Regions from separate parts of the Mus musculus genome. Here regions 2, 3 and 4 are each linked to region 1. Evidence: chromatin loops called from intact Hi-C (ENCODE). Cell type or tissue: left cerebral cortex. All regions are shown on one strand. Region 1 holds the start of Gm32243 (a long non-coding RNA gene). Region 2 has its middle 220 kb from the start of 5033403F01Rik. Region 3 holds the start of Tfap2a (transcription factor AP-2, alpha). Region 4 has its middle 16 kb from the start of Tfap2a.

Region 1 (8,000 bases):
TCAAATACTATATTCAAATACTAGCCCTTTCGTAGCAATATTCAAATATGCAAGTTGGCACTAGTTTTTATCAATACTTAATGAGTTACCTATTTTACAAAAGTACAATTTATATTTATGAAATGGATCTAGTACTTGGATATTGATGTAGTAGCTATTGTAGGCATTTTCCCTAGAACAATTCAAACAATGATGTTCATATATCTATATCAAACCAAACTTCATCCCAAGCCAAAATTTATCTTTGCATGAACCTCTCTAAATTTGTTGTCTCTTCAGGTCCACTGAAGACAAGCCTAGTTTTGTTCTGTTCAGTTCTGTTCTGTTTTGTTTTGTTTTTAAAATCAAGGTTATTCTTATTCTACCTAGGACTTGAATATAGATCAAAATTAAATTCATCAAAAATTTGATAGCAAAAGAATTATGTTTGACGTCTAAGATTCTATATCGCATGAATAATAGGACATAAAATAGAGGGAAACACAGAGAAAGGAGGACTTCTGCCAGCATTACTGTGTTCAACAAGTTTCAAGGTGAGAGTCTCTCTGGTTCTGAGAAGTGTGTGCTTTAGCTACAAGCGGCAAATGTTAGGTAAAACCCCAGAGGATATAACTGTCGGTATTCTCTCTTCTTTCTTTCTGTCCTTGTGGCCACATTTTTAAGATACTAAGTATTTATGACTCAACAGTCCTATCAAGAGATCATCACAGCACCGAGGAAGGGAAGAGGAGAGGCCAAAAGGAGCCAGAGGAGGGGACGCTAGGAAGAGAACATTCTGGGGATAAATCTAACAGGAAATCGCTTAGCGAGGCACAGAGCCAACTGCCATATGCCCCAACAAAGATCCCAGCGCCGAGCAGCCCAGGGAGCAGTTCCATCATTAGCCCCTCACCCGGCCCTGGTTGAAACTCATTTAGCCCCATGCTGGACTTTCATTAGGCCAGTCTCGCATCAGATGCTCCCGTGTCTGGGCTCCGGAGCCTTGTGGCCCTTCGCTGGGGAGGAGGCCAGACTCTGAGCTCTGCAGGGACCCAGATGGGAGCTCCTGGCTGACAGATGCCAAAGGGGGCCTCATTGCCATCCCTTCCGTTCTGTTGGCATTCTGTGGCCCAAAACCTTCGGGGTGAGGGGGAAGCAAAAAATCCTGAAGGATTCAAACGCATTTTAAACTTGAATTCTGCTGGAAATAAAATGGATTTTATTGGGGGCAGGGTAGGAAGCTGAAAGGAGAAAACGAATTTAGGCAAGGCATCGGCAAGGAGCTGAACCGATGGTGGTCATTTTCTTTAACCTCCAGACTGTAATGAAAAGTTAACGAAGCAATGGCTGCCATCATATTCAAATGACGCACATGTGAAATTTTGGAGTATATATATTTTTTCTTCTCCCTCATAAGAAAGACGCAGGAAAAATATTCAAAGAAGAGAAGAACTAATACCTGAAGAAGAAGCAGAAGAGAGGTGGTTTCTTCTAAGAGAAAACCGGAACCAGCATTTTGCAGACTGAGCTCCAAAAAATGGAAGGTCTCACAAATCAGTTTTTTTTTTCTTTTTAATTTTTAAATTTGTGATAATTCTATCAAGAAATCCAGATGAAGGACAGGCACGTAGCTGACATTGAGTTTCTTTGTGTTCTTCTGTCCAAGAGAAAATATTTTTGATATTTGAGTTACCGGTTATTCTAAAAGTCACTATACTTCGTTCTTTGAAAGTTTTTTTTTCCAGAAATATAGCAGAACCCCGAATGTACATTTTGCTAACATTTTAAAGTTCTATGAATTTCAGAACAAACAGACAGCATATAGTCTAGGAGCAACAAACCAATTTTTATTTCTTCCTTTCCACCTTCGGTGATTTTATTTTCTTAGTAGTTACAAGCCCATTCTTTCATATGTTATTGCTCATACTAATACAGTCAAATATATCAAATAATTGTCATGCAAACAATTATTTATTTGCTTTTCTATCTAGTATCTTGAAAGTATGTATCTTCCAAAACAGTATGCTGAACGGCAAAATTTTTTATCAATAAAATAAAATAAAAGCTCAGGAAATTTCCTATTTATAGTATTTTCAAATAAAAAATATCTTCTTCTAAATCATATGTTTAGAAGAGATTGATAAAGCATTATTTGAGTATTGTTTAATCCTCAGAAATAGCAGAGACAATTCTCTGCAGAATATGAGGAAATGATGTCCGTGATAAATGAATTGCTGTGGGTCTGTCTGATGTAGAACCTGGTTGGTCCTATTCCACTCTCCTGTCCCCTTCCATCTTCTCTGGGGTGAGGTTCCCAGATACCTTTAGGTCAATGGACCATGGAGATCTTGCCTAGTACAGTGAATCCCTTTATCGTGTGCTTCTCTCCAGGCATCTATGCCTGTTTGCCAATGACACGTAGCTTATTGTCCACTTAATCATCCCGGTCTATGTCAATTTGTAGCCATGTTCTGGAACATTCCTGGAGAGATCTCCATTTACTGGTTTTTCCTCTTTAAGACAGGAAAATACTGGCAATTTCATGTATCTGATTATCTAAATAGTTAAATATCTTGGAGGGGGTGCGGGGGGGGGGGGCGGGAGGACTACTAAGGATTAACATATCCCAGGATGGCTTCTTAAGGGGGAAATGGCATAAAAAAAAAAATGGCATCACTGTGAAAGCCAATCAAAGATAAGAGTCAGAAGCTAAAATTACTGAAACTTGACAAGTGTGTTTCCCACCTCTCCTAAAAGAAAGAGTATAAATCATTGAAAATATCAAATCGGTTTACTATGGCTTTGAGCTTAAGAAGCAGAGTCAATGCAGATATGAACACGTATGTGTGTTCACATATGTGCCCAGATGTAAAGGCGAATACCAAACACGTTTTGTTTTCTTCCCTAAATAGTTTTTTCCCCCACATTTGACATCTCTTGCCTGGGATCTCAGCTTAGCTGCAGTGCTAGCAAACTGGGCCAAGCGCCTCTTTGATGCACCACAGGTATTAGCTATCAGTCTCATGGAAGCCAAGGCAGGTGGGCTGTGTTGAAGCGCCACCTACCGAAACCTCAGCTTCCCCGATCCTGCGCTCTCAAAGCTTGGCATTTTACTACATTAACTGGTTCAGGTGGGGGGAAAAAATCCAGAGCAGATGAAATCCTATTTTTGGCAAGCAGAACTCGAAGAAGTGTGTCATCTTCCGACTTGACTGATTACAGCAGTTTCTCTGTGCTGATGCTTTTGTGATCTTTGCTGAAGAGGACTGTAAACCAGAGAGACTGAGCAGCTTGCGTGTTCGTAAACTGGGTCACTTGTGAGCACACGGAACGAAGGGAGGGGAAAGGGGAGAGGGCAGTTTCCAAAGTAATTTGTCTATTTGTGAGGTTTTATTCTGAATGGACTTGATTTGACCTTCTAGCTCTCATGATACAACCTTACACATTCACACAGTCAAAGCTATGAATGGGTTACATTCCTCCTAACGAAGGTGATTACCTTAACACTCCAATAGACTTCTGCGCGGAGGTTCCTTTAGCTCCTTCAATCGACGGTGCATCCTCATATGACTAAAAGAACACAATGTGCAGGTGAGTGGGATATTCCACTTCACTTTAAAGTGAGAACTGCAACGTTGTCCACCCATCTTGCAAACGGAAGAGCAAGTCTGTGATTGGCTATGAATGTCTTCCACAAACTGACTGTGAGTTAGATATTTTGGGGGAGATTTTAAGGCAGAATGTCTTGTGTGTCATACTGCGGAAATAAATTCATTTTTCTTTTGAAAACAATTCCTTACATGTAGAATGTAACGCCCCCTCCCCCCTCCCCTGCAAGGAGGCTTGCTTGCAGTGGGGAAAACCATTTAGTATGACATAAAGGCATCTGAATTTCTGTTGGCATGATTTAGGGGCAGGGGTATTTTGATTTTCTTCCTACTCATTTTTTAAAGTTATGGAAGTAGCAAGTTCATCCCTCATGGACGCATAGACTATCTATTTAAATAATATACCACAGGCTAATTCTGCCAGTGCCAATGTAATTTTCTGAAAGAAGATAATTTATTTAATATGTCTGTTTTAAATAAGCAAAGTTCTGAGGTCTCTCTAGTAAATATATATTTGCGTGATATATGTAAGAGCTGTGCAGAAGTCTACATAAGCGAGGAAGTCATTTATACACTTAACTGCTAAGGTAACACATTTACATGGGCTCCCTTGGAGACGGTGATGTGTTATTATGTTGACTTTTAGACTCATGGACTCCTGAAGGGAATACCTCTTGCATTGCCATCTCTTTTTTCACAATGGCCATGACCCCTACATTACCAGGGATGTTTAATTACCAAAGTCGAAAGTCAATCATTTTAAGGGATTGGTTTAAAGTCGGAGGAAGGTAAAGCAGATTTTAGAAAAGCGACTGAGTCCTCTTTCTCATCCCTTATTTACACGGTGCATTGGGTTTTCAAAGGAAAAACAACTTATACCTTAAAAAAAAATAGTGTTATTCTTTCCATCATAACACTTTGGGCTTTTCAAGCTCCTTTGCTTTTAAGCCGTTATCGTTAATCAAAATCAGAAGTTGCGCACGCAGGGGAATTACAACCTTACCAAGGGCTGGGGCTTTCCTTTATGGTCCCCCGTGAACTCATTTTGGTTTTTGACTTAAAAAGAACAGAGAATGGATCCCGCCTAGGAAGAAACTTTCTCTTATTTCCAGGCAGTATATGGTTTCTCAGTCTGCCCTGGTAAAACCCACGCTAATCCAAAAGTACACTTGTGTCAGATCACAGCAGCTATCCACTCAGAACGAGAAGAAAAGGCCCAGAGCAGGGCCCGTGGAATCATGAGCACACGGGTGAGGTGGGTTGCCTGTCAGCTTCAGAAATCTTGTCAACACCATATCAACAAGTCATATTGCACTTATCCCTTAGGCAGCATCTCCAGCTAGGAGGATGCTGGCCTTGCATGCTCCAGGGTCACATCATATTCTCGCTTGGCTCCCCTGAGGGAAGCCTGTTCACACTCCAAACTGGAAAGCTCCAGCCAGGAAGCTATCGATGATCCAAGGTAACTGGTGGGCACAGGCCGTATACCCCACACAAGAGACTGTGGGACACTCCAAGCACCAAGCCAGCGACAATGCAAGGAAGCAGGTGCGTTAGGACCTTTCATAAATCATTCAGCAATTGCTTGAAATAGTCATATCTGTCTTACCAATCTGCAAGGGGCTTTTTGCACATTGATAAATAGCAATTTGTAATACGGACTTCTGTGAAAGGGTTTTTGGCTTAGTGGATTCGGGGTTTCATTTCAAAACGCCGTGGAAGAGGCATTGTGAACTTGCATAAAGTAGATGGAAAGTGCCACTTTTGTGCTATTTGTGAGTGGTCACCTTCCTAAAGTACCATCGTTAGTTTGTTTGTAAACTATGATTTCCATGTCCAGAGCTGACTTTAGGAAGACCATGCAAAGTTCAGGGAAGCACACTGGTGTAAGGCCACCAAGGGACATGGAATGAACGTGTTAAACATTTTAAGAAGTACCGAAGGTTGTGGAGATGGCTTGTCAGCCAGTTTAGACAAGATATTAACATCCAGGTTCTATAATAGACTTTTCTTCAAGGAAATATGGCAGAGAGTGATAGAGTAGGGCACTCCACATCCTTCCTGGCTTCTAAGCACCAGATGAACAGCAGCATATATACATGTGTATAACACACACACACACACAAACTCACACACAAACACACAAACACACACACACACACAGAGGCAGAGGGGGGCAGAGAAAAAAGTCACTGTAAGATGAAACAGACTACATCTAATTCTGCAACTCTGAATGCATTTCAAATACCATAAATAAAGCCTTCCCGGTGTCCCCATGAGAACTTATCAGGGGCCAGAGAGATGACCCAGGGAAAGATGCTTGACATGCAAATTTAAGAATCTGACTTTAGATCCCCAAAACAGGCAAGAACTGACTCCTAAAGTTATTCTCTGGCCTCCACATACTGGCTGTGGCACAGGAATGTCTATTCTGTCTGTGTGTCTGTATGTCTCTCTCTCTTTCTCTCTTTCTTACAAACACAAGCACAACAAATAATTATTATCCAACATAACTTACTCCTGATGACCTATCAATATAAAGTTTAATAGTAACATCTCTAATCAAAATACCTCTATCTCCACAGAGCACATGTATGTGCCAAGGTATTTCATGTGCACTAATGTATGGCTTTATACAACTTATAAATACTAAGCCATTTATAGATGAGAAAAAGAGGGCCCAGAGAATTATATGTAATTAGCAACAAATAACTGGAAAATAACATAGATTGGGCATACACTTAAGTCCTGGTATTTCTGAATAATAATAATAATAATAATAGTAATAATAATAAAAACCCTGGTTTTTAAACACACGACATGAGATAGACATTTACCCTTTGTTGGTTGAAGATTTTATATGAATTATTTTATTCTTATGTTTATTTTCAAACATAAAATTTTTAGGAATATCATCATAAATAACTCTTCTCAAAGCAATTAGATTGTTTTCTATCATATTTCTCTGTGGTTTTGGGTTTAGAATATTAACATTTATATTCTAAGTCATGAGATTATTTTTTCTTTATGGATTAACAAAATACAGATGATGGAGAGAGGAAACTTTTATATTTAAAATTAATTTCTACAATTGCAAACATGCCAAGACTACTATGCAAATTAGAGGATATTTAAGGATATACAAAAGAAAGTCAATAATTAGCTCAAACAATAAGCACCTTGGCATTTATATCTAGTTAATCATATTTTTTTTCACCTTCAACGAGGCAACATCTAAATATGTGTCCAAAATTCCCAACTTTTATCTTACTTTTGGCCGTTCATCTTGTTTAGCACCTGGCCTAATTGTCAAGTTTAAAACCTTATTAGTGGATACAAGTCTCTATTTAGACATTTCTTTTAGCTTTTCCTTCTTCATGTACCAAGTTTTGAGTTCAAAACCCCTGATTGACACTCATAAGTACAAATTTTAAGCAGCCAGGTATTTCTTGTAATGGGGTTAAGCTGTTTACAATGAATCATGAAATAGATAAGCTATGCCAGCCCTGTTTATATAAAAGCAAAGACCTCCAAGTCAGCAGAGTTTCATTCAAGTTACTGCAATAATCCTACAAAATCCTTCATGTTATCATTGGTAATTGTCTAGGTTTGTAAATTAATTTACTAAATTAAGTGGATCAAAAAAATGATACTAGTGATTTCCCCCCTTGGATTAAGGTAATTGTACTTAGAATAATCCTAGCAGATGTGCAGTCCAAAACTTTGGTACCCACCCAACGTTATCTGATATGTCAATATTTTCCTTACACAGTGGTGGAGCAGAAGCGGAGCTTAGGAAATGTTAAGTTTTTCCTACCATCTGATCCTTGAGCTGGTGCAAGCTAAGGTCACCCAGAGAACCTAGGAAATTCCCTTCTGCTCAAGAGGAGCTGCGCTGCCTTGCTGTATTTAACTATTTAAAGAGGAACACATAATCAGAGTTATAGCCAACAGTCATTTCTCTGCATCAAATCTCTTGCTGAATCTGCAGGTAGATAATTTCCATATACACACAGATTTAGCATCCATGCTTAGGAGATGTTAGAATAGTCCAAGAGTCAAGTGACTCTGTATGCTGCAAAGGTCATACCCATCATAACTAAACCTAAGATTGTCTATATGGTTTACTGTACTGGAAAACAGTATGCTGGACAGATTAAAATTTCATGTCCAATGGGACTGTTTTATTTTTATTTTTATTTTTTGCCCAAGTAGATCATCATCAGGGTTTTCTCGAGTGGAACTAGTGCAGTGAGCTCATTGAAGGAAATGTATCAATGCATCTGACCCAGGGTGATGCAGAATTAGAGTCCACACCAAGTCTAGGTCCGACTGGAAGTTTCTCTTTCCTCTCTCTTCACATGCTCTCCACTTCCCCAAAACATAAACGTAGCTGTGCCCAGGACCACATCT
Region 2 (8,000 bases), 460 kb after region 1:
CTCAGCATAACTTCTCCTTTTTAGTCAGTCCACAGCCTAATCACATGGAATGGTGCCCGCTTGCATTTACAGTGTGACTTAACCCACTGTTACTCAATGAACCCAGAGAAACTCCTTTACAAGCATGCCCAGAGGTTTGTCTCCTGGGCTCGTCCAGATCCTGTCAAACTGACTATCAAAACTAACTATAAAAGCACAGACTTGGAACCCAATTCTCTGACAGTAAGTGCTTTAATCTTTTAATCTAACTATCAACATTTAGGACTTCTGGTGCTCCCCAGTCACTCAGGAAACCTGTGTCACGTTGGGTAAGACCCAGTAGTTTGAGATTTTAGCAGCTGAAGATACAGCAGTGAGTGCATAAAATGGACAAAAGCCCAAGTTCTTGTTCATTCTTTGCCTTATTCAAACTTTAGCTCAAGTAAACCCAGTACTGTATAAGAGAGAATCAATTAGACAGTGATAAAAATTAAACTAGGATCTAGCTGAGTTTGCTGGTACCTTTCATAAACATCTTTGTTCTTCCTAGCATCTTGATTAGCACTTGTATACTAAACAAGCGTCCAATCACCAATGGCTACCCATACTGGAAACTACATCAACATCTCGAATGATGTGTAAACCACTATCTGTCTCTGATATTTTGTCTAAGCAGACTTAAATCTCAATTCTCCTGGTGGTTCCAAGCCCATTGTTTCATTCTTATGCAGCTTCAAAGGCTGAGCCCAAACCTCAAGAGCACAGATAGGGCCTTTTAAGAGAAACACCTTCACATACACATCTGCTTCGTTTCAAGTCCATGAACTAAAAGTTCTACAATGCTGTTACCGAACCAGAATTCCAAAAGATTGAGAATGTTTGCCTGCCTGATCTTGTTTAGGACTGAAACAGAAACATTTTACATTAGCATATAGGACACCCATGACACTCTGCTTCCCCTGTGGTGACAGTTTCACAGGCTTCAATATAAAGATAACATTAAACGTATGTCTTCTAGATTGGGCCAGGAATGTCCAAACATCTGACAAACTATGTCTCTGAATGTCCCCAACAGAATACTTTTAGCCGGTTCTCCTTTGAATCAGTGGACCAAATAAAGCTGATTGCTCAGTAAGTGGAAATCCTGGGTAGAATAAAGCAGCCCATCTTCCATCTACCCATCTTGTCACTCGGGAAATTCATCATGGCTGACTGCTTCGAGCTGGTTGTCAATCTCCACTTGCCCTCAGATGCAGCCCAAACAGTGGCTTTCCCTGGATCTCAAGTCTGACATAGCCTAGCTCCAAGCTGTTAAGTTTCTGCACTCCCGACTTGCTGACTACAGACCCTGAGATTCTTCAGCCTCAAAGGAGGATAGAAACTGACTCTTGATAGTGGATCTTTTGCTAATGTTTGTGTGTATTCTCCTGGTTTCATTTGCTGAGGATTTGAATAGAACCCATGTCAGCAGTCTCAATCAAGTCATTACCTTCTGCTTTTATAAGAAAAAGAATGGCCTAGTCGGCCATCACTGAGAAGAGAGGCCCCTTGGTATTACAAACTTTATATGCCCCAGTATAAGGGAATGCCAGAGCCAAGAAGCAGGAGTGGGTGGGTAGGGGAGCAGGGTGGAGGGAGGGTATAGGGAACATTCGGGATGGCATTTGAAATGTATATAAAGGAAATATCTATAAATAAATAAATAAATAAAATTTATATACAACAGAAAAAAAAAGAAAAAGAAATTTTGGTTGCTATGGGGTTCTTTAAAGCGTAGCATTCTATAATTGTCTGATTCTATCATTACTAACTGGGAAGGTGCTTTTCACACCTGGCTATATTCACTGACCTACCAAGTGCCTACGACTGACCTAGTAACTGCCATGAGTACTAAGTCGTTTTATCTTGAAATATTCTGAGTGTTGCTTTCCGTTTTCTTGGGGAAAGTACACAAGGCTATGTAGCAATTTGTCAAAGTCACAAAACAAGAGGAAAGCATTTTATTTATATTAATAAAACAATGAATAACTTAAGGGAGTACAGAAATGTAAAAAGTGATGAGTTTAAGAAATAGCATCCTAGCATCCTGGTATTCAACCATGACATGGTTGTCAATCTTTCAACAAGTCTCCATCCAGGTTAACATAGAGGCCCCATGTAGACAACTTCCTAAAAATAAAAATAAAACAAAACAAAGATTGCTAGGGGCGTTGCTTTGTTGGTATACTCTTTGGAAACATCATCTTCTATGTAGTCCATGCTGGCCTTCAACTCACTTTGTATCCCAGACTGGCTTCAAATCCTGGCATTCCCCCTGCATCAGCTTCCTGAGTGCTAAGATTACAGGACTGTGCTACACAACCTGCTAGTGGTTAGTGTCTTCATCCCCAGACTTCCTACTTTTTCCAGGCTCTCACCCCCCAGCCTCTCAGGTTAAAAGGTGCCCACCAAATGAGATGAAACCAAAGGTGTGGCTTATGACTGTGTTTGTTCTCATGTCTCCGTTTTTACCTTCATCCTGAAAGTCTTGTTCCTCACCTGGTAACCAAAGCACTGGTTGACTTGGTTATGCAAAGTGTATGCATATATTCAAACACTCCCAGCTGTGGGTGAGATTTGACTATAACATTCTGTTTTCTCACTTAAGTATAAAGTGATCTTAAGGCAATCTCGATTTTCCTTTCACTTATTCTTGCAGGCAACACATCTTAAGTATGAAATTTGCCTGTTTGACTTTTCTTCATCTAGGGTGATTAAGTATTCACCATTTTTGAAAGGGACAGGGAGCAATAATGTTTCAAATTCTGCCTGATGCCAATGGATAATATTCATTGCACATTTGGACAGAATGACCAGTGCTCGACCTCAGGCTCTCTGGAGTAAATATGACATTATTCCAAACAAACAATTGGGAAACTGGAGCTTAACATGGCTAAGCCATGGACATTTTGTCATACAAGCACTGAGATTAAACTAGACTAGAAGACATCTACAATTGAGTAAGTATAGTTGTCACAGAAGAATAGAAAGCAAAACAATCATTAAAGCCAGGAACATGGATGAGATACACTTTTCAAATCCTGTCATGACCGTGTGAAGTAAGGACACTATCAGAATGATTAATTAAATTAATCTCTTTTTATGAACTGAATCATTTAGCAAATCAAATAGTTTAAGTTATCCCTATCCTGTTTAAAACACAGCCTATTTCTACGATGCTCTGCACAAGTCTAGGTGAGTAGAGACTCCACATCCTGCCAATACACTAAGACTATTAAAGAAGACACGTTATAACCAGCTTTAATATGCTCGTATGTTTCATGATTTCTGAGTTTCTGAGTAGGATCCCTGACTTGAGCGAGCACTGGGAAAGGGATGATTTCAAATCCAGTGACCGTTTTTCTAGTGTAATTTAATTCGGATTTCAATTTGGAAATCCCCTCTCTCCCTGCCTCAGATTTTTTAAGGGGTTGAGGAGAGTGAAGATTAAGTGAAACCCTGAAGCTGCTTTGGTGCCTTGGCTTTATCAAGGCTTCTGTGTATTAGGCCTAAACAGCATGAATTTCTGAGGAACATGAAGGGGAGGGGAGCTGCCTTCACCGGGGAGGTGTACAGACTTGCCAAGACTGTTGAGTGGCAGTTAGCTTGGCTGTATGACAATAAATTGTGCACACATACTTCCCATCTTGCTCCTGAGCAGGGCAACAGCCCCACTTCAAACAGAACCCTTGCTTAGCCTCACCTGTAGGTTGCCAGAGCCTTCCAGGGTGGGATCTTGGCACCCAGACAAAACTCTGCCTGAAAACTCAATTTAGTGGTTCCAAGTTTTAAAAAGAATGGAAGAAAGAAAGAGAAGAAGAGAAAGTATTTTACCGGGCTTATTTCAAGAAAAAAAAAAAAATCACTGCCAAGTCTCAAATTCCCCATCTCACACTGCCATCTACTGTCAGAGGCCCAGTGTTCTGAGAAAAAGAGATACACCAAGCACATTTGTAGGCCTGGACATTTTTCCTGGACTTTCTTTTTCAAATCTGGTTGACAATTAGGTTTCACTGTTGCTCTGTTTGAGGACAATGCTGCTTTTCTTTCCCCCACTGTGTAGATTCATATACATTGCACAAAGAACGAAAGCACATCTCATGTAGGATCTTCTTACAAAAAAAAAAAAATTCCAAGCATTATAGTTCCCCCTTTGGAAGAACTATAGTCCAAAGATCTAAAGAGAAAACAAAAACAGCTCAAGAGGTCTTACCCGAGAATCCTTATCTTCCTGCTTTAACTGTAGGAAAACAAAAAACAAAGCTGAAGGATGGGGACTCCATCAATGTTGATGTGTTCTGTAAACTCTAACCATGGGATTTTGGCAGCTAACCAGAATTTCAACGAATTAGGTTGGTTGGTTGGTTGGTTGGTTGGTTGGTCAGTTAGTTAGTAAGGACTTCAGAAAATAGTGCAAATTCTACAATAGAATCCCAGAGAGCTGGTCTTTAGCATGGTTCGGTTAACTAGAGAAGGCTTCATGGCTTGGAGGATGTGTTTGGTGATTGCAAAGACTCCAATTTCCTGTTGATTTTTTAACAGGGAAATAATGATTCTTTCCTTTCCCACCTTATAGGTTTAATGGATAGGACTTACACACTCTCTGCATCTTGAAACTTGTATAACTCCCCATACACCCAGTCAAGAAAATAGAGATCTACAAAGGACAGATGTAGAGACCCCCTGCAGTGTTAAGCAAGTGTGTTAGCTTTATTCTTATGACAGCATCATGGTGAACATGAAGAGCCTTCAACCTCTATGCTATAGATACAGGTTTTGAACTTTCAAATACATCTTGGTAAAACAACTGAAAAATGGACTTAGAAATGAAGAAGCTATCAAACACAAAGCTACCACGAATAATAACAAGTGCAACCACGTGCACTGTTTTGGCCTCTGCTTCTGCATGATATCTGGGCCTGTACTCTCCATGGAGTGAACACTTCAAAAGCATTTGGTCAGTGATATTTTGACCGATGGATATCTCGGAAATTTTCTGCAAAACACCAGCCATCTCTACAGTAACATCTCGGTTCTCTCTGGAGAAGTTGCCTTACTTTTCTCCTTTAGATGACAGCCAGGAGGTAGCAAAGAGCTCACCGAAGAGTTGCACAAGATGATTTGAATACAACCCCTCTGGTACATGCAGTAAATTTAAATTTTCAAGGAACAGTTGAACTGCTATCAAATGTGGTTTGGAGGGGGGCATCAAGAATAGAACAATGTGAAGTATTTATATGTTATGAGTTGAAAGACAGAAAGCCTACCCCCTCTAAAAACAATAAGGAAAAACTGTCGAACTTTCCCAGTTATAAACTAAGACTTTGGGCCCACCTAATACAGAGCAAACATCCTTTTAACTTTAAAGAGAATTCTATGTATCAAAGGACAAATAGTTCTAAGTGTGGATATTAACAAACATGCTGGATATTCCAGTAGGAGCCTATGTTGACTTATTTCCACGTTAATTGTTTTTGAGTATTGCAAAACATCTATGCAAATGTATTTATATTCAATAACAATGGAATAGAGTAAGTAGAGAAATGATCTCCTCTGTGTATGAATTCATGACCTTGGCTTGTCATTCATTTGCTTCTTGGTAAAAATATTTAACACTGACTTATTCTTAATTCCTGTTGCCTTCCCTAAAAACTAATGGATTCTGCTCTCCTTAGCACTAGATGGGAGTAAATTCACATGACTAGGTCTACCTGTAAGACACAATAGAGAATAATCATGAGAACTGGAATAGGGCCCCAGCCCTTAGAGAGTTAGACATATCATAGAAGGCATCTAGAACTTGCTGCCCAACCTAGATCAGACCAAATCATGGGCCTTTGTAACTACTGCTACATCAGGATTGATTACGGGAATAGCTGTTTCTTTATATGGAAGACTGTGCATTGGGCAACGTGATGGGGATCAGCTACATCTGTGACCTCTGGCATGAGTGTGAGCTTCAAATCCATGGAAGGCCTGGTTTAGAGTCTAATTTCTGAACTTATTCAGAGTCTCTGACTCACTTAATGTCATAGTTTTGGTTACTATTGCTATGACAAAACATACCATAGTCCATCATTGAAAGAAGTCAGCACAGGCACTCAAACCAGACAGGAATCTTGAGGCAAGAGCTGATGCAGAGGCCATGGAGGGGTGCTGTTTACTTTCTTGCTTCCCCTGGCTTGCTCAGACTGTTTGCCTATAGAACCCAGGACCATTTCCTATAGAGCCCAGGGATGGCACCAGCTACAATGGGTAACCATCAGTTCAGAAAATGCCCCACAGCCCTATTTTATGGAGTCCTTTTCTCACTTGAGGCTTCCTTCTCTCAAATGACTTGAGTTTGTGTCAAGCTAACATAAAGCTATGCACTGTAGTAGGTCTAGGGAGCGGCCTAGGATTTACATTTCTAAAAGTTTCCCAGGTAGTTGTCCTTAGGGCCTGCTGTGTCATGACTCCTAGTAAATACTGTCTCTCTGAAGACTGCACAGCTAGACTGTATCACAAACATTTTTCTCAGCAATACATTCTTTCTTTTCTGATTTCAACCAGACATAGCTGTTAATTGTTGCTATTTTAGAGCTATTAACTATATTAGTATAGAGCTATTATATTAACTATAAGCTACATTGTAAACAATAAAGTATCTATGGAAAACCAGAAAGGTAAATGAAAAGTTTGAGTTAGTTTGTTAACATTTACATTAACTTCCTTAATAACTTTATTGCATGTTAATTTTAACTAGTCTATTTTCTTTTTCTTTTTATAAAGGCATTTTAAGGGCTCTATTACTATCTTAAGACTTATTGGCACACAGTAGGTGATTAGACTAAGTTTGTGGGAAAAGTATACACAACTTAAATGCAAAAAAAAATCTTGAAGGAAGTTTCAACTTTCATCAACTAAAGTTTTAATATGAATAAAAAATAGAGAAGTATGTCTTGGAAGAAGTTTCAAGCTTTCTCAGTATTTTCTTACATTAACTACAACACTAGAGAGCTAGATGTGTAATATTGGAAAAAATAGATCCAATGAGGGCCATCATTCTGCAGGTGAGTACAGAAGAAATCCACTAAAGATGCAATGGCCAGTGTCCAAGTAGATTGTTGATGTTAACACAGGCACGCAATGGTACAAGCAAGCTCTCATGCTGTGGCACAGGCAGCCTGCGTTGCTGGGATATAGGCAATCTCTGAGGTCTGACAACGAGTAAAGATTACCCAGATATATAAAGACCTAAATGAAAAAACTCAAAATGTACTTCTACATGGAACCCAATGCATTTACAGTGTCCAACCAGGCATGTTAGATCTCGACTCCAGAGCAAGAAGAGCATCTATTTTTCCAATTTTATTCAGGGCAACACATACTGGTACTGTGTAGGAACACCGAACTTTTGTTGTATTTGTATCAAAATTAAAACATCGTGGAAAATTAAAGCCATAACAGTAAAAGGAGCAGTGAGATAGTTGTTGTAGAAGGTATTTATCGTCTCAAATCATATTAAAGCATGGATTACTGAAAGACTTTAATTATATGTTTGAAATGATATTTAGCTCTTGCTAAGAGTATTATGGTAAAAATAAAAGCCTAATGAGTCAAATTCTATCATCGCTTCAGCTCTTGCTGGTACGACTTAAAAGTTTGCTTAAAGCCAAGCTAATACTACTTTCGCTGAACATTTTTGGCAAGGAAAAAAAAATCTCTATGAAATGTAATAGTGTGCTAATCTGCCATAAAATAGAACATGACTTCTTTAAAAAGAAATTTTAGGTTCCTATTGGCATATTAAATCTGTCTGACTCCAACAAATGTATTTTTCTGGACATCTAGATATTTCACTGTTTCTGGATAAGTATTACTAAGTATTACGTTCAACTCATTATAAGGAAGAAAGACATATAATCCTAATTGTAAAAATGACTGTATGTTGCCATTTCTGCTTATGTGTTCTCTCATAGTTTCAGCAATATATTTATATA
Region 3 (8,000 bases), 1.1 Mb before region 1:
CCAAGGCCTGGTTAGATCTACATTCTCTAAGCCACAGGCCTAAGGGGCATTTTGAACCAAGAGCTTCTACCTTCCCAAAGGAAAACAAAAAAAGAAAAACACCAAAAAACAGAGCTGGAAGCTTTGCTCCTTCCAGGGCAAGGCCCTGGAGTTGAGCTGCTTTTCTGCCGTTTGCCTGAGAGCTCAGGGTAAAGTTCTGAGAGTGTCATCTTCATTACATTGTCTGGAGTTGGAGAAATGAAGATCTTTGGCTGTTTGTTTTCCCCTTATATTTATTACTTTTATTAGTTGAGTGAATACTTTTATACTCTTCCTCTAGTTAAACCTGTTAAATGATATTCCTTCCTCAAACTTAAACTGACTTTGTTTAAGGATGAAAGTTTCACACCAAACACAAACGCTAGAGCCTACGCCCTTCTCTCCCCACCCCCTGGGTACCTAACTCTTTGTGGGTGCTGAAGCCTGATGCTGTTATAGCTAAATTCTAAAGAAATCGGCAGGAGAAGGTACCCACTGCCTAGAGTGGGCTATGGTTGGGACCAGGCCTCTAGGGATTCAGGCTAGGTTTTGAAAGCCAGGGGTGACTAAAGAAAAGAGACAGAGATGTGGCTGGAGGTCAGGGCCTGCTGCGGGGAGAGCCTACAGTTGGCAAATGGCTGTAGGGCCTGGATCTGGGGCTGAGGGCCAGTGGTTTTGAGACCTATGGGAACAGATCTACCAGGCTTGGCCACTTGGGTATCGCTCATCTCGGTGGATGTTGACAATCAGAGAACAGAAGATCATTCCGACCCATGTTTCTTTGTTACTCCCGATGTCCCTGCCTCGGTATAGTTCATTCCCCCCAGGTCAGGCCTGTATCCTCAGCTCTAACTCTAGGCTCCTATCCAAGGGAACCACGGCCCCTGCCCAGCTGCAGAACTGACTGCAAGAGACGAGTTGTGGTAATGAAGCTCAGGCAAGCGTGTGCTTCCCAGGCTCAGGGGCTACCCAACCGACCCGCTCTCCCCAGCCTTTCATCAGCGCCCACACTGCGGGGCCGCGACTGCGGCCGCCCAGAGCTGGCAGGCCCAATCTACACGTCAATGGTGCCCTTGGCGGAAGTATAACTACAGTTTAGTAGCCTTTAGCTGATTTGGAGCCAGAGATCCGCCGGCACTGAGCTGCGGGGACAGGGGAGGGGATTGGGGGGGGGGTCGGGTTAGAGAGCAAATAACCCCTTAAGCGCCTTCCCCCTAGGTCACAACTGAAGGAAAAGAAAGCGAAACTTACGAGTTCCCCGCAAGCACCCTGGCGAGCCCGCAGGACGTAAAAACCCCTGCTTTGAGGCCTTGGAGCGGGCCTACAGGTCATAGGGCACCGGGCTGTGGCTGCCTCTGGGGAAAGTGGAGGTGCTGGCCCCTCCCAGAGACTGAGCTCTAGGTTTTAAGCCTTTTTACAGGTCAGTTGAGCTTGGGGGAAAAACCTTGCGGAGCTTTACTTAGAAATTGACCTTTTTTTTTTTTCCTGGGCAGAGTGGGAAGCCAAGTTCCTACACCTATCAGCCAAAGTGCTACTTAAATGTGGAAAGGCATCTCTAGGGGTTACCCAGGGCCTTGAGACTTTGAATTCACTTGTCAGCTCTGGTCTTGTCTCTGGCTTTTCGGGGAAGAGACTCTAGCTTAGACAGGGTCTTCAGGAAGGAGAATTGCACCTCTACAGTTTTGAGTGGAGGCTGGTGTTCTCTTCTCTTGCTTTTCTTCCACCTGTTAGCAAACACTTGGATTTGCCGATGTCTTCTTCCCCATGAGGGATTCACTATGGAAATCGAGGAGGCCTGGACATTTGGGGTGGGGGGGGGGGAAGGAAAGAAGAAAGAAAAGAAGGAAGAAAAACCAAAGAAAAAAGAATCAGATGAACCAGAGGTCTCTGAGGAGATCTGCTGTCGTTGATCCACAATTAGCAGGACAAAGACAGATAAAAATATTTTTTAAAGTGCTAGTGGGAAAACTCAGCCAGAGAAATCCCTCTATATCAGAGTGTCACATTAAAGTCTTTAGTGTTTTTTTTTTTTTAATATCTTACTTTAGAATAATTGCAGTAAGGGAGGAAGGGTCCCGGTGGAGTGAGTAAGCCCCTGGGCGGAGTCAGGAGTGGCCAACTTGGGGAAGGGGTGTCTCCTGCCTTCAGGTTCTTCACCAGCCGGCCATTGCGCCGCCAAAACGCCGGCGTTAGTAACATCAAGTCATAAAGGGTCGCGTCCTTCTTTAATTAAAAAGGAGAATCTTGGGAAAACTGGAGCCGATTTGCACAGGAAGAGTTGGTTCCTAATGTTTTATTTTGATGCATGTACGACACCGCATGGAGAGTCGCAGGAGCTCATGGGTCTGCGGTTTGGCTCACTCCAGAAGGGGTTGTGCATCCCCATCCGAATTCTGTGTTGTTGTCCACGTTGCACCTGGGAAACCTTACAGTCCAAACGCCCGGATGAATAGTCAGTCCGATTCAGCTTCATACAAACCGGAGGAAAATCATTTAACCCCCGGATCTGTCGAGTAACCTCTTCAGGGTACAACTTTTATTTTACACGTAGCAATTAAGAGATCGCAAACCCCAACCGAGCCACCGGAGCCGGCTGGCAGAATCTCCAACCTGGGGGGAGGGGGGAGCGCAAAGCTAATAAAACTCCCAGGGCGCTGCAGCCCGAGGGGGTAACAGCCGTGAGCGGAGGCGATCTCTAGTTGGGCAAAATTCTTGGAGTGACTTTGCTGGTCCTGGTTTGGTGGCTACGGTTCATTGCGAAAGGGATAATGATTTCTAATAAAATCGGACGGGGACGAAAGGCAGATAGTGGCGGTTGTAGTAAGAGTGGGAGGTGGGGTACTAAAAGTTGGTCCCTAGGCGCCGCCGCTGGTACCCTGCGTAGTACAGAGCTTTATCCAAAGCATCTTTGGCTAGCAGGACCCGAAGACAGGCGAAGGGGAAAGAGATGAAATTGGGGATAGGGGACGCTCGAACAGGGAGGGTGCTGGAGCTCTAGGAAGAGTTGTTGGGCTTGCAGGCTGGCATGCAGGCAAGTGCTCTAGGAGCAAGTTAGCGGCTAGAAGAGGCCTTTATACCTGGGTCGGAGCGGCCGGCGGCAGATTGTGGTCCTGGCGAGCAATTGGACTATTGTTGATATGCTAATGAGGCGATTAGGCTGTTCGCGAGGAGCAGGAAAAGGGAAAAGTTTCTACCATTAGAGGGAGATCTCCGAGCGCACACGGGAGCTCTCTAACCCTTCTCTCCTCCTCCCTCCTCGCCCTTCTCCTGGCCCTCCTCCTCCTCTACCTCCACCTCCTCCTCCCCCTTCCTACCCTTCTCCTCCTCCTCGCCCTCCTCTCCTCCTCCCCCCCTCCTCCTCTTTTGCTCACCGCCCGCAGCCCGCACTTTGCGCTAACCCAGAGAGTAGCTCCGCTGGGGTGCGAGGCGCAGAGGGGCAAATCCGATCACGCCGATCCATGAAAATGCTTTGGAAACTGACGGATAATATCAAGTACGAAGACTGCGAGGTAAGCGCGGCGCCGACTCAGTCATCCTTGCGGCCACAGGCTTGGAGATCGACCCTCCCTCTCCTCCTCCTCCTTCTCTCCACGCGAAATGCGAGTGGGACAAACTTAACACCCGCGCAGCTCCCACCCCTCCATGTCGCCCGAATAGCACAGGGGAGACGCTGGAGATAGTGGACATGGATCTCGGTTCTTTCACTTTTGTCTTTCGAAGCTCGTGTTCCACTCTTTCCCCTTTTCTCCTGGTTACTTTTGGTTCTGCCTGAGAGTGGAAGGAAGAGAAGAGCTTGGATTTAAAAAAAAAAAAAAAAAAAAAAAAGCTGGCAACTGGGCACGTGCCTGTGCACTCTGGTGTGTTTGAGCGAGATCCTGGGGGTGCCTACAGTAGCAGGAAGAAAATAAAACCATGTCCCCCCTTTCACTCCCTCCCTGACATTAATACCCCCTTTTTCATTCATTCTTTTCTTTCTCCCTAAAGACGTTCCCTTCTTGCATTTGGAGAAGGGCGCACACACTTCGCCCTGACCTGTAAAGCACGTTCGGCTTGGGAGCCCACACGTCAGCCCTTGGTGTCACTCTTTAGCTGCTATAGTCCTTGAAGTTCTAAGGAGTTTCTCCCGCCGAGCTTCGGGGTGGACACACCCCGTGGTGGTGGTTGGGTGTGGGTGCGTTACCGGCCTCTGGGAGTCGGGGACGGGGGAGGGATCCCCCTTCTACCTGCCAGTGCTTAGCGGCGGGACCCTGAAAATCCTGGGGCGACAGCCGATCGTCTCCAGTTGCCGATAGTCCGCTGGGATCAGAGAGAGGGCCGTCCCTTGGGAACCCATTTTAAAACCCAGAGCCTCAGAGCATAACTTTTGGGACAGTCAGGGAGGCATGAAAAAAGAACCAACGGCTTGTGCGGGGGGTGGGGGAGGGATGGCCTCAGCCTGTTGTGTGTGTGTGGGTTTTTTTTTTTTCATACCCCACTGAAAGGGGCTGATCAGCGAGTGGTGTGACGGAGGGGTGGGAAGCCCGTGATTATCCAAATCTGTAGTAGCCTTGACTTTCGCTGTTCTCTCTTTCTTTCTTTCTTTCTTTCTGTCTGTCTGTCTGTCTGTCTGTCTGTCTGTCTGTCTTTCTTTCTTCCCCCCCCCCCCCTTTCGGCATTTGGAGCTAGGGGTTCCGGCTAAAACGTCTGCTCGCGGGCGCGCAGAGGCAAAAATTCTGACTTCACTCGAAATTAGAAACTGGGTTTACGTGAGGGAAGTGTCACCCGCTCCCTCCCCCTTTTCTTTTAAAATGCTGGGTTTTTTCGCCTTTCTCCTCTCCGTCTTTCCCTTTATCCCTCTCCACTCCCAACCTGGGACACCAGGTGACAGGCATCCCTACCAATATCCCTGCTTCTCTGGGGACTCCTGTGGTGCGCCGAGAGGGGCCCAGGAACCCCATGTAGGACCAGACAGCTTTGTTTTCTAGACTAAGGGTGACTTTTGCCGGCAGGGCTAGGTTCTACTGTGACTCTTTAAGAGCAGTTTTTCCCCCTTAGGGATCTGGGCTCCCTTCTCTAGCTGATGGTTTTTTCACTTTCTTGGAACCCCGAAATCAGTTCGGGGTACAAGCGCCCTGAGTGGAAGCGTTAAGAATCTTAGTGTGGCTCAACACACCAAAGGAAACTCGAGGGTAGGGCGCGAGATGAACTTGAACCCCCCAGAGGGACTCTGAAGGCGCATGAGAGAGGGGTTGGAGAGGGGTGTGATGAGACCGGGATGGGAGAGAAGAAGAAGAAAAAAAAAAAGTCTGGGCAATCTCAACAACTTTGGTATCAGCGGGATAGCCAGCTCTGGAGCGGAGATTTCGGGTTCCCGAGCGGGCTTAGAGTTGTCTGATTTGGCTGAGACTCTGCAGGGACACGCAAGAGGCGAGGTGCCGCTTGTTCCGACAACCAGGCGGGCCGACTAGCAGTGGCGACGCGAGGGGAGAGCTAGCTCTGTCATCTAGGGGGTGTCGGCAGGAGTGGCCCAGCCAGTCCGACGGGTTTGTGCAGGGAGCCAGGAGCCTTCGCCAGAGGCGCCCAGGCTGGGCCGCTTCGCGTCTGTGCGCGCCCGGGGCCGCGTCCCGGCTCCGGCTCCGGCTCCCGCTCCCGGAACCCGGTCCGGGGACCAACCGAGATCGGAGAAGCCGCAGCCGACGGGCTCACGGCTCCGAGGTCCTAGGGAAGGCGGCTCGCGACCAGGCGGAGGACAAGGGTTAGCGAAGCGGGCGGGTTGCTCCCAGGCGGGACGCCGGGCCATGGAGGATCAGCGAGGCAGCGGGCAGCCGAGTCCCGAGTCCCAGGCCCCGCTGCGCAACAGAGAATCCCGCGGCCGGAGAGCGGCGGGAAGCACCTCCCAGGCGCAGAACTCGGTGGGCAGCCGCCAGCGGGTCCCGGGAGCTCCAGCCCGCGGCGCGCGACCCCCGCTCCATCCCGAGGTCTGCCCTAGCCTTTTAGGTCCGATTGTCCTCCTTCGCTTCCTCTCCCCTCCCCCCCCACCCCGCCGCGGGCTCCCCCTCCGCAGCTCCGGCTCGGCCCCCTCCTCCCCCTCCTCCTCCCTCCCTCCTGCCCTCCCTTCCTCCTCCCGGGCGCTCCCTCCTTCCTCCCTCCCTCTCTCCACTCCTCTCTCTTCTAGTCGCCCACACTTTCTTTCTCGCACACGCACGCAGACACATCCTCCCTCTCGGTGCTCCGACCCCCTCGGCCTCCCTCTCTCGCCTTCTTTCTCTTTCACTTTTGCAGGCCCTGCAACCTTTTAAAATGTTGCCCCTTTGCTGTGATTCGCCAGACGCCGCGCCGCGGCCCCCCGCACGCTCGCCCGCTCCCTCCGTCGCTCGCTTTTTGTCTCTCGCGCTCCCTCTCCCCACCTCCGATTTGCTACACTGAGACTCCCGTCAATGACTGCATTGAGAGCCGGCTCCGGCGCGAGTTGCCTCTCCGCTTCACGCTCGATTTCCAGGCATTCTTCCCTTATTAAGTATTCGTGTAATATTAATAGTCATGAATATCTGCTATTAGGAGGCTCCAGGAACGCTGCCCAGCGCGGTTATTAGAAGCTGAAGTGAAGCCGCCGCTAAGGAAAGAGGGGGAGACACGGATTAAGGAACACGCGCGCGCGCGCACACACACACACACACACACACACACACTTTTTTCGTTTTTCTTTCTTTTCTTTTTTGGTGGTTTTTTTTTTTGGTTTTTTTTTTTTTTTTTTTTTTTTTTTTTTTTTGTTGTTGTTGTTGGTGGTGTGGTTTTTGCTTTTTGTTTTTCCTAAAGAGCTCTGAAATCCTAACCGATCCTGGGAGGATAGAGATCGTGGGTTCGACCAGCTGAAGGCGCCGCGCGACTCGGTGGTACAAGTTCGGATGGATCCGAGCGGGGCTCCGGCGCTCGCGGCAGCGTCCGCGCGGTGACTGGAGTCCTGGGTGGCGCGGGGCTCTCGGCGCCTTTTGTGTGTGGCTCTTTCGGGCCGCGGGGCAGCCGGGTGCTCGAGGCGTGGTGGTTTTTTGCTTTTTGCTTTTTTGCTTTGGTTATTGTTGTTGGCTTTTTTTTTTTTTTTCCTCACCCTGACTGGTTACCCCAGACTCTTCGCAGATGTTAGTTCACAGTTTTTCAGCTATGGTGAGTCCCACCCCACCCCCAACCCTGTTTCCTTAGGAATTCTGTTCCAGAAACCCGCAGCCGAGAAACTGCCCGAGATCCTGAGCTTCTTGGCCAGGGTTCCTTGTGGACCTCGCTTTCCGTTTGCATTCCTATCTCCCTTTCCACTTTTCTCTGGCTCCTTTCCATCCCCAAATCCAACGCGTCGCCACTGCCCTGTCCCTGCTGGACCTCTCCGTGCACGCAGACCTACCCCGCAGCTCTTTCCTTGGGCCAGTTTCTCGCCGGGTTCGTCTTTATTTCCTTGCGTCTTTACTTGCTCCAGAGACGCTCTCCATATCTGATGTTCAATCCGTCTTTTGGGGTGGGGGTGAAAGGCGCACCTCGGTGTGTTCCCCTAGCCTGGGGCCTGGCGGCTAAACCTCGGAGAGAGGTTCCCGCTCTCTGGAAGCCACTCTTGGCTTGCTTTGCAAGCAGCTTGCAATTGAAAAACCTAAAGTCGGGGGTTTCTTTTGCCCTTTGGGGCTGGGGTGGAAGGGGCGGGGGCCTCCGCTCCGGGGTGCACCTCTTTCTTTTTAAAAGAACTCGGTGCGGCAGAATCTTTCTATTTTAAACCCTGGCTTGGCGTCTTTCACTCCCCATTCATATCATAAAAACGATCCTGTCGTGTAAAAAGCCTACAAACAGAGGAAGCGGAAAAGACAGACCCCCCCCCCAACCATGCAGTTAAAACCTTTAAGCTAGTCATTTAAACGTGCGCTTTCTTAAGGCCTCCGTGTGAAGCATGTTTCTACTTAAATAGTCATGAAATGGTAATAGTCTTTGAAGGTTTATGATTTTCCCCACCTCGAGATTAATAGAAG
Region 4 (8,000 bases), 1.1 Mb before region 1:
GCTGTGAAAGGCAGCCTGTTTTGGTTGAGTGAGGCTTGCTCTGGAGACCAAGTAGAAAACTCTACAAGGGACTGAACAGTGAGCCACATTCCTAGAGACAGGTGCCTGCCACCACAGAGCCCCCAACTCCATAATTCTGTGACTATCAGTCACACAGACAAAGCCCCAAGTCCCTGGCATTCTGGCTAGACTCCGCCCCCAAAAGTTACCTGACAATAGCCAGCTATGCTCCTCTCCACAGTAAAAAGGAACCGCTTGACTTGGGAGGCAGAGGCAGGCGGATTTCTGAATTCGAGGCCAGCCTGGTCTACAGTGTGAGATCCAGGACAGCCAGGGCTGAACGGAGAAACCCTGTCTCAAAAAAACCTAAAAAAACCTAAAAAAAAAAACAAAAAACAAAACAAAACAAAACAAAACAAAAAAAACCTTAAAAAAAGGAGCTGTTTGGCCCCTCCTTGCTCTCTCTCTTTTTTTTAAAGATTTTATTTATTTATTTATTTATTTATTTATTTATTTATTTATTTATTATATATAAGTACACTGTAGCTGTCTTCAGACACACCAGAAGAGGGTATCAGATCTCATTATGGATGGCTGTGAGCCACCATGTGGTTGCTGGGATTTGAACTCAGGACCTTTGGGAGAGCAGTCTAGTGCTCTTAACCACTGAACCATCTCTCCGGCCTATATAGCCACATTTTTAAAGATTTATTTATTACATTTATATGAGTATACTGTAGCTGTTTTCAGACACACCAGAAGAGGGCATCAGATTCTATTACAGATGGCTGTGAGCCACCATGTGGTTGCTGGAAACCGAACTCATGACCTCTGGAAGAGCAGTCAGTGCTCTTAACCGCTGAGCCATCTCTCCAGCCCCCTCCTTGCTCTCTTTAAGCTCTCACTTTTTTTTTTTAAAAAGATTTATTATATGTAAGTACACTATAGCTGTCTTCAGACACTCCAGAAGAGGAGACCTGATCTTGTTAAGGATAGTTGTAAGCCACCATGTGGTTGCTGGAAATTGAACTCAGGACCTTCGGAAGAGCAGTCAGTATTCTTAACCGCTGAGCCATTTCTCCAGCCCCAGCTTTCACTTTTCTTACTCTCATCTCTAGTCCTCCTTCTCTCTCTCTCCCTTCCCCCCTCTCTTCATGTGGCCATGGCCAGCCTCTCTCTTTCTTTGACCTTCTCTCTTTCTCCCTGCCTTTCTACAATAAAGCTCTAAAACCATAGACCATCTCTGCTCATCAAGGCCCGCCATACTTGAACGATGGGATTGGCTTTCCCCTAAAGATCCACATCTAAGTTCCTGCCTGAAGACCTTCCTGCGCTCCAGCCACGGACCAGACCAAGGACTTTCGCCAGCGTGGGAACCACCCAGTGCCCCCTCTCTCCCTGCCCTCTTCTTCCTTCGTCCCTGGGGATGACCAAGTCACCCCTGGGGACCCCATTTTGTCCTCAGCGCTTCTGTGGTGTCCAGCAACGTCTGGGATGCCTGAGACTGAGAACCTGTTATCTGTGGCCTACATGAGACCCAGAGACCTTGGACTGCCCCCTGTCCACCCCCAATTGGGCTGGGTTCTGTGGCTTCACACAGCCAGACACCCACCCAGGGCAGCGTGGAAAGTGTGCAGCACTCCTCTCCCACTCCCTTTATTCCCCCACACCCACAGCCCTACATGTGCCCACACCCGAACACATACACACACACGCACACACACACACACACACACACACACACACACACACGCATAATACCAATGAGAAGAAGCTAAAGATAGAAAAAAATAAGTTTGAATGCAGGAATTTCAAACATACTGATGAAAAGTTATGTTTTAAGAACAATCAGAGAGTCTTGAAATGACAGTAAAAACTCAATAATTTATATACTCAAGCCAAATGTCAATTAAGCTTTTATCACTAATAATCACATGTAGTCTGGGCATGGTAACTCACACTAGCACACTCAGGTGGCTGAAGCAGGAGGACTGTAGGAGTTGAGCCAGTCTGAGCTATTTCTAAGACCCTGTTGCAAAAACAAAACAACACAAAAACAACAAAAAACTATAATAACTGTAATAGTTGATAATAATCACATAGAAAATGGAAATCAAAATAACTTTAATAATTGCATATATTGAGGTGGAGATCCAGCTCGGCTGGTTAAGTGCTTGTCTAGAGTGTATGAAGCCATGAGCTCGATCCTGGCACCACGGGAAACCGTGGGATGGCAGGTACTGCTCCAAAACAGATGTGGTGTTGGATGCCTTGTAATCGTAGGATTTAAAATGTGGAAAAGGGAAGATGAGGAGTTCAAGATCATTCTTGGCTTCTTAGTAAGTCTGAGGCCTGCCTGGCACACATAAGACCTTGCCTCCCTCTCCATCCCTCCTTTCAAGTTGTACATAACCGGATTTATGACCCAGTATCTTAGTTAAGGTTTTACTGCTGTGAACAGACACCATGACCAAGGCAACTCTTATATGGACAGCATGTAATTGGGGCTGGCTGACAGGTTCAGAGGTTCAGTCCGTTATCAAGATGGGATCATGGTGGCATCCAGGCAGGCATGGTGCAGGAGGAGCTGAGAGTTCTACATCTTCATCTGAAGGCTGCTAGCAGAATACGGACTTCCAGGCAATTAGAATGAGGGTCTTAAAGCCATATTGACACACCTACTCCCACAAGGCCACACCTCCTAATAGTGCCACTCTCTGGGCCTAGCCATAAACCATGGAGTTTTCAAAAATTTGCCAATCTCTAAAGCAATTAAACTTGAATCTTTGCATACTCTCCCTGGCCTTAGTCATTTTTTCTCTAATTTAAAGATTTATTTTATTCTTTTAATTACATAAATGGGGAGGGGGATCTATGTGCACGTGAATGCTGGTGCCTGCTGAGGTCAGATGCATTGAATTCCCAGGAGCTGGAGCTGCAAGCAGCTGTAAGCCTCCTGACATAGGGATTGGGATCCAAACTCAGTTGCTGCGGAAGAGCAGTGTGCTCCTCTTTATCAGTGAGCCATCTCTCAGTGTGTTTATGGATTTCCCAGAAGCATCCGAATTCCTGTAGACAAGGATGTGAACCAGTAAGTGTGAGAATCTTTTTTTATCTTGTCAGGGGCAGGAATGATGACTTTGTGGGTAACCATGCTTTCTGCCATGCCTGGTGGGGATCTCTTGAACTCCCAAGGTGGAAAGAGAGGACAAATCCCACAGAGTTGTCCTAAGAGCTCTCCAGAGGTGCTGCCTCCAGCTCCGCACAGTGTGGAGCTTCAAGGACGGACAGCTCGCTGGAGTCTGTCTTTTTTTGTTTGTTTGTTTTTTGTTTTTGAGACAGGGTTTCTTTCTCTGTATAGTCCTGGCTGTCCTGGAACTCACTTTGTAGACCAGGCTAGCCTCGAACTCAGAAATCTGCCTGCCTCTGCCTCCACCATGTGGATCCCCGGGATCAGGATCCAGTGGCTGGGCTTGGCTGCATGAGCCTTTATCCAAAGAACCATCTCACTTGCCCAAATGTGTGACGCTTAAGCCAAGATCCATCCCTTTGGGCAAAGGAGGTTCCTTTCCTATCTCCTCTTTATACACTTGGCTACTTCATAACAAAACAAACCCTGAGAGGAATGGGGAGCGACAGTAACTTCCTCCTCACTCCTCCTGTAGCCACAGAAGGCCGTTTTTATTTTTAAGTTACTGTGGGACAGAGCACAATGGTTGGCCATTTACAGAACCGAAGTCGTTCTCGTCAGAGCTATTCGGACAACTGGAGCAGGTTTGCCAAGATGACAGAAAGCGGAGGTCATGGATTCCGATGAAGAAACAGGAAGGGCATTCACAAGCTTTTGGCACACTGACCTTTAAGTTGATGGCTTGGCTAGAGACGGGTAACTGGGTTTTCCCAAACTCCTTTTTTATTACCCTCCAGGAGAATGACTGAGTCTAAGAGCTAGATGAGACCTCAGAGCAGATCTCCCTGTTCCTCCTACCAGTTGCTACTGGTTTCAAGTTGGAAGAATTTGGGACAAAGGAATTGAGGCAGGACAGGATTATCCCAGAAGCCCGTGGCAAAAGTCAGACCCTCCCTCCTCATTTCCACATTCTTTCTCTGGTCCTTCTTCCTGACCATGGCTCCTTTACCAGGTTTCTTTGACTGTGTTTACGGGACCTAAAGTGCGGAACAGCCCCGCCTTCCGCCCCCCCCCCCCCCCCAGCCCGCCTCCTGCCCGAAGTCCAAGACCAGGCTTTAGTTTTATCCGTCAGTTTTCTGAAGGGACACACGAGGGCAGCAAAGGTTTAGGAAAAATATTTAGTTCGTTGGCCAACAGAAGTTCAAGACGTTAGGGAAAGGAGTTATTGGAGGTTTGTCTTGGGGTTGTTTATTTGATGGCCCTGAGATTAATTGTTGTTTGTCCGTCTCAACAAGAGGTTGAGGACTTTAGAAGATATGTCCTTCGCCACGGCTCAATCAGTTTCTAAATGTACCTCTGCTAAGAAGTGGTGTAAAGCACGCCTTAGAAATAGGAACCACGGGCTAGTACAGTAGGTCAGGGTGATTGCTACCAAGCCCCGATGACCTGAATTCAGTCCCTGAGGCCTACACGATAGAAGGGGAAGCAGGATTTCTGCAAGCTCTCCTCCGACCTTTACAAATGAGCACATGCACACAATAAAAAAAGTAAATAACTAAATGTTAAAAACAGAAGCCTGCCCCCCTTTTGAATGCTAACATTCAATTGCATCCTTACAGAAATTGTGAGCTTCGGTATGGTGTGAAGATTTAAGAATCACGAAACTTGGGGAAGATTTCTTTTTGCTACTGTCCTAACACATTTTTGTCGTATGGATTTTTGGTAAAAAAAATTTTTAAACACTTGCTCATTTAATGATTTCATTTCTTCTTGTTGTTTCTTATTCATCCCTAGTACGTCTCAGTCAAATTGTGATTACTGGATTTTCAGCTGCCTTCCTACTATATCTGCTTGGTTCTGACAGGCGGGACAAATAGCCTAATACAGCTGTGTGCGTCTGTAGCTCCAGTTACCCAGAAGACTTACGACTGTAGGATTGCGTGCAGGAAAGGGACCAGGGTGAGGACTGGGCAGACTGGAGTGGGTGGCATGGAACACACTGACAACATTGAAAGGGAAACTTTATTGTCACAAGATATTAGTTCTCTGTCCAGACTCTTAAAAAAAAAAAAACACACATTTATTTTTATTCTTTGTGTATGTGAGTCTTTTGCACTTCTGAATGTCTGTGCCTGCATAAATGTCTGTGCATCCATGTGTATGCCTGGTGCTCTTGGAGGCCAGTGGAGGGCATCAGATACCCCGAAAGTGGAGTTACAGGTGATTGTGAGCTGCCATCTGAGTGCTAGGAACCTGAGTCCTCTGCAAGAGCATCACGTGTTTTTTTTTTGTTTTGTTTTGTTTTTTGTTTTTGTTTTTTTGTTTGTTTGTTTTTGTTTTTTGAGACAGGGTTTCTCTGTATAGCCCTGGTTGTCCTGGAGCTCACTCTGTAGACGAGGCTGGCCTCGAACTCAGAGATCTGCCTGCCTATGCCTCCTGAGTGCTGGGATCAAAGATATACATGTGGCCTCATCTAGTGTTCCTAACTCTCCAGCCCCACAGTGTCCAGACTCTTTGCAGCACATTAAAGACACGGGCAGGCATAGGTCTGCCTAATTAGGTAACATTCATTTTCTGGTTTTCTTTTCAGTAGAGGTTGAGCTCCTTGCTGGGACACATTCTCTCTCTCTCTCTCTCTCTCTCTCTCTCTCTCTCTCTCTCTTTCTGCCTCTCACACACACACACACACACACACACACACACAACATTAAAGAGCCTTTTATTAACTTTGGAGTTCTTTACACTTCCTGACCAAGATAGGCAATGGTTACCTAACATCACTGATCATTCTGTCCTCTCAGTTTACATTTATTAGTTTAAAAAAAAAAATCTTATCAGATCTTTAATCCAAGATACACACTAATGTATTAACTCCTTAGGAAATGTGTATAGAGAGGACCGGCCACCAGTCTGGACATTCAATTACCTCTTTTACTAATAGTCTCAGTAGTTCTCAGATAACTGTATGGGAGTGAACTGGAGTCAGCATATAGGTTTGTAGAGGGCTCAGTATACTCATACTTCACATTTTTACAAGGGGCATTATCATAAAAGCCTTAATGCTCTCAACGTCTAGTTCTGATGACTCCTTCCTCAGGGTAAAATTATGGAAAATGTACTGAATTCTGTCTCTTTGGGAGTCTTGAGCCAAGCCACTGTTTAACCTCAAACACCACAAGTCAAATTTTCCCTATTGCATGCTGGCGTTTCAACACACTGGGAGTTGCCAAAGCCGTAGGATGCCCACTTGTTTCTAGTAGTAGAGTTAAAGAACACTTATATATGTTAAAAGTAATGCTTGAAATCGTAGGATTTTTTTTTTTTTTGTATTAAATATTTGAATGAAATTGGAATGCTTAAACTGGGTATTTTTTTTACATGCACACACTTATTTCGTATGGTAATAATCATTGCTTGGATATTCTAATAAAAAGAGGAGACTGTTTTAAGTACATGTTCTTTCTTTATTAAACGTATGAGCTTCATTCGAATTTAATTTTTCAAAAAATTAAAATAGAAGCCTGAAACAGCCAAATGCTGCTGTAAAATCCTTGTTCTACTGAGGGTCATAGACAGCTTTGCCTTTAAAAGTTCCTGAGGCAAATGAAAACCAGTTTTTCATAATTAGAAATAAACTATTTAGGGTGAAGACCACAATTATCGGAGTATCCTATAATTTGCGTATTTTACATAGCAATTCTCCAAGTCAGAAAGTGTGTATAAATTGTCAGGTTTGTGTATTTGTTTTCAATCACTCTGGGGTCGGGGAGGGGAAGCAGTCCCTTCCCTTCTTCTGAGCACCACTCTTCAAAGGAAAATGATGAAATTCTCACATTCCCAGCCTCCTGGCTGAAATCTTCTAATTAAAAAGGTTATGCAATGTACATTGGGAGCTTCAAAACCTGAAGGTTTAAGTTTGGGGACAGGTGATGTCAGAACGCTCTGTCGAACATCCTCCAGACATCTCTCACCTCAGTGGCTTTGTTAAATTGCCAATTAAAAACCTGAATAAAACTCAGCACGTTGAAATAAAGATAGAGAAAAGCACAATGCTGTTGAAGGTCTCTCTAGGGTGCCAAGAAAGTATCAAATACTGTTTTATTGGGGGGGGGGATCAATTTTTTTTAAAAGAATTATTTACTTATTTTAAGTATATGAGTACACTGTAGCTGTCTTCAGACACACCAGAAGAGGGCATCAAATCCCCATTGCAGGTGGTTGTGAGTCACCATATGGTTGCTGGGAATTGAACTCAGGACCTCTGAAAGAATAGCCAGTGCTCTTAACCACTGAGCCATCTCTCCAGCCCGGGATAAATGTTTTTTAAAAACACACAGAAGCAAAACTCCCCAGACCCTGAAGAACCAGCTATATCTGAAACGCAGAACCATCTGGCTTGTCATTTTGGGATTGTCCATAAATATTAGTTTTACAAAGCCCAACATACCTACAAGCACCGAGAGCTGTCCTTTAAGCCACGTTTGAGAAAATAAACAAGGCTCTGATATGAAGAAATTATCCAGCAAGGTGTTGGTGGCCCAGTGTTTAATCCCAGCACCTAGAAAGCAGAGGCAGGCAGCTCTCTGTGATTTGGAGGCCAACTTGCTCTACTAAGGGAGTTCCAGGACAACCAGAGCTGTATAGAGAGACTCTACCTCCAACAACAAAACAAAACAAAAACGAAGAAAGAAGAAAGTAGATGGATGGATGGATAGATAGATAGATCGATAGATAGATAATCGGGCAGTGGTGGCCCTTGCATTTGATCTCAGGACTAGGCAGAGACTGGCTGATTTTTGGGTGTGAGGCCAGCCTGGTCTACAGAACAAGTTCTAGGACAGCCAAGGATACACAGAGAAGCCCTGTCTCA

The links. Hi-C counts contacts between places; a loop is a spot of excess contacts. Peaks named below come from ENCODE experiments on the same cell type or tissue, not always from the same donor. Only the 100,000 strongest peaks of a DNase experiment are listed, where the experiment ranks them.
Region 2: it touches region 1 in a loop (3-fold over the local background); 4 of 42 quality-filtered maps call a loop at or near these places.
Region 3: a loop joins it to region 1, with 4 times the contacts of the local background. A loop is called at or near these places in 10 of 42 quality-filtered maps.
Region 4: it touches region 1 in a loop (7-fold over the local background); 17 of 42 quality-filtered maps call a loop at or near these places.

Annotation. Positions count from the first base shown.
Region 1 is chr13:39,642,601-39,650,600 of GRCm38, reverse strand. It overlaps Gm32243 (a long non-coding RNA gene), which reads left to right and starts at 3,249. Exons shown (of 3, transcript XR_382222.3): 1 at 3,249-3,570. In left cerebral cortex, a CTCF peak has its summit at 3,038; DNase peaks (open chromatin) are centred at 3,048 and 3,606.
Region 2 is chr13:39,179,705-39,187,704 of GRCm38, reverse strand. No RefSeq gene overlaps it. Among named protein-coding and RNA genes, the nearest start is that of 5033403F01Rik, 220 kb to the right of the region's middle. In left cerebral cortex, a CTCF peak has its summit at 3,911 (motif pointing left); DNase peaks (open chromatin) are centred at 3,676 and 3,908.
Region 3 is chr13:40,729,197-40,737,196 of GRCm38, reverse strand. Tfap2a (transcription factor AP-2, alpha) reads left to right here and starts at 3,402. Exons shown (of 7, transcript NM_011547.5): 1 at 3,402-3,527. The coding sequence starts at 3,477. Gm26688 (predicted gene, 26688) reads right to left here. Exons shown (of 3, transcript NR_125899.1): 2 at 3,417-3,786; 3 at 2,035-3,175. In left cerebral cortex, a CTCF peak has its summit at 3,203; DNase peaks (open chromatin) are centred at 3,095, 6,474, 6,970 and 7,425; H3K4me3 peaks cover 1,486 bases.
Region 4 is chr13:40,745,534-40,753,533 of GRCm38, reverse strand. No RefSeq gene overlaps it. Among named protein-coding and RNA genes, the nearest start is that of Tfap2a, 16 kb to the right of the region's middle. In left cerebral cortex, CTCF peaks have their summits at 721 (motif pointing right) and 4,296 (motif pointing right); a DNase peak (open chromatin) is centred at 4,302.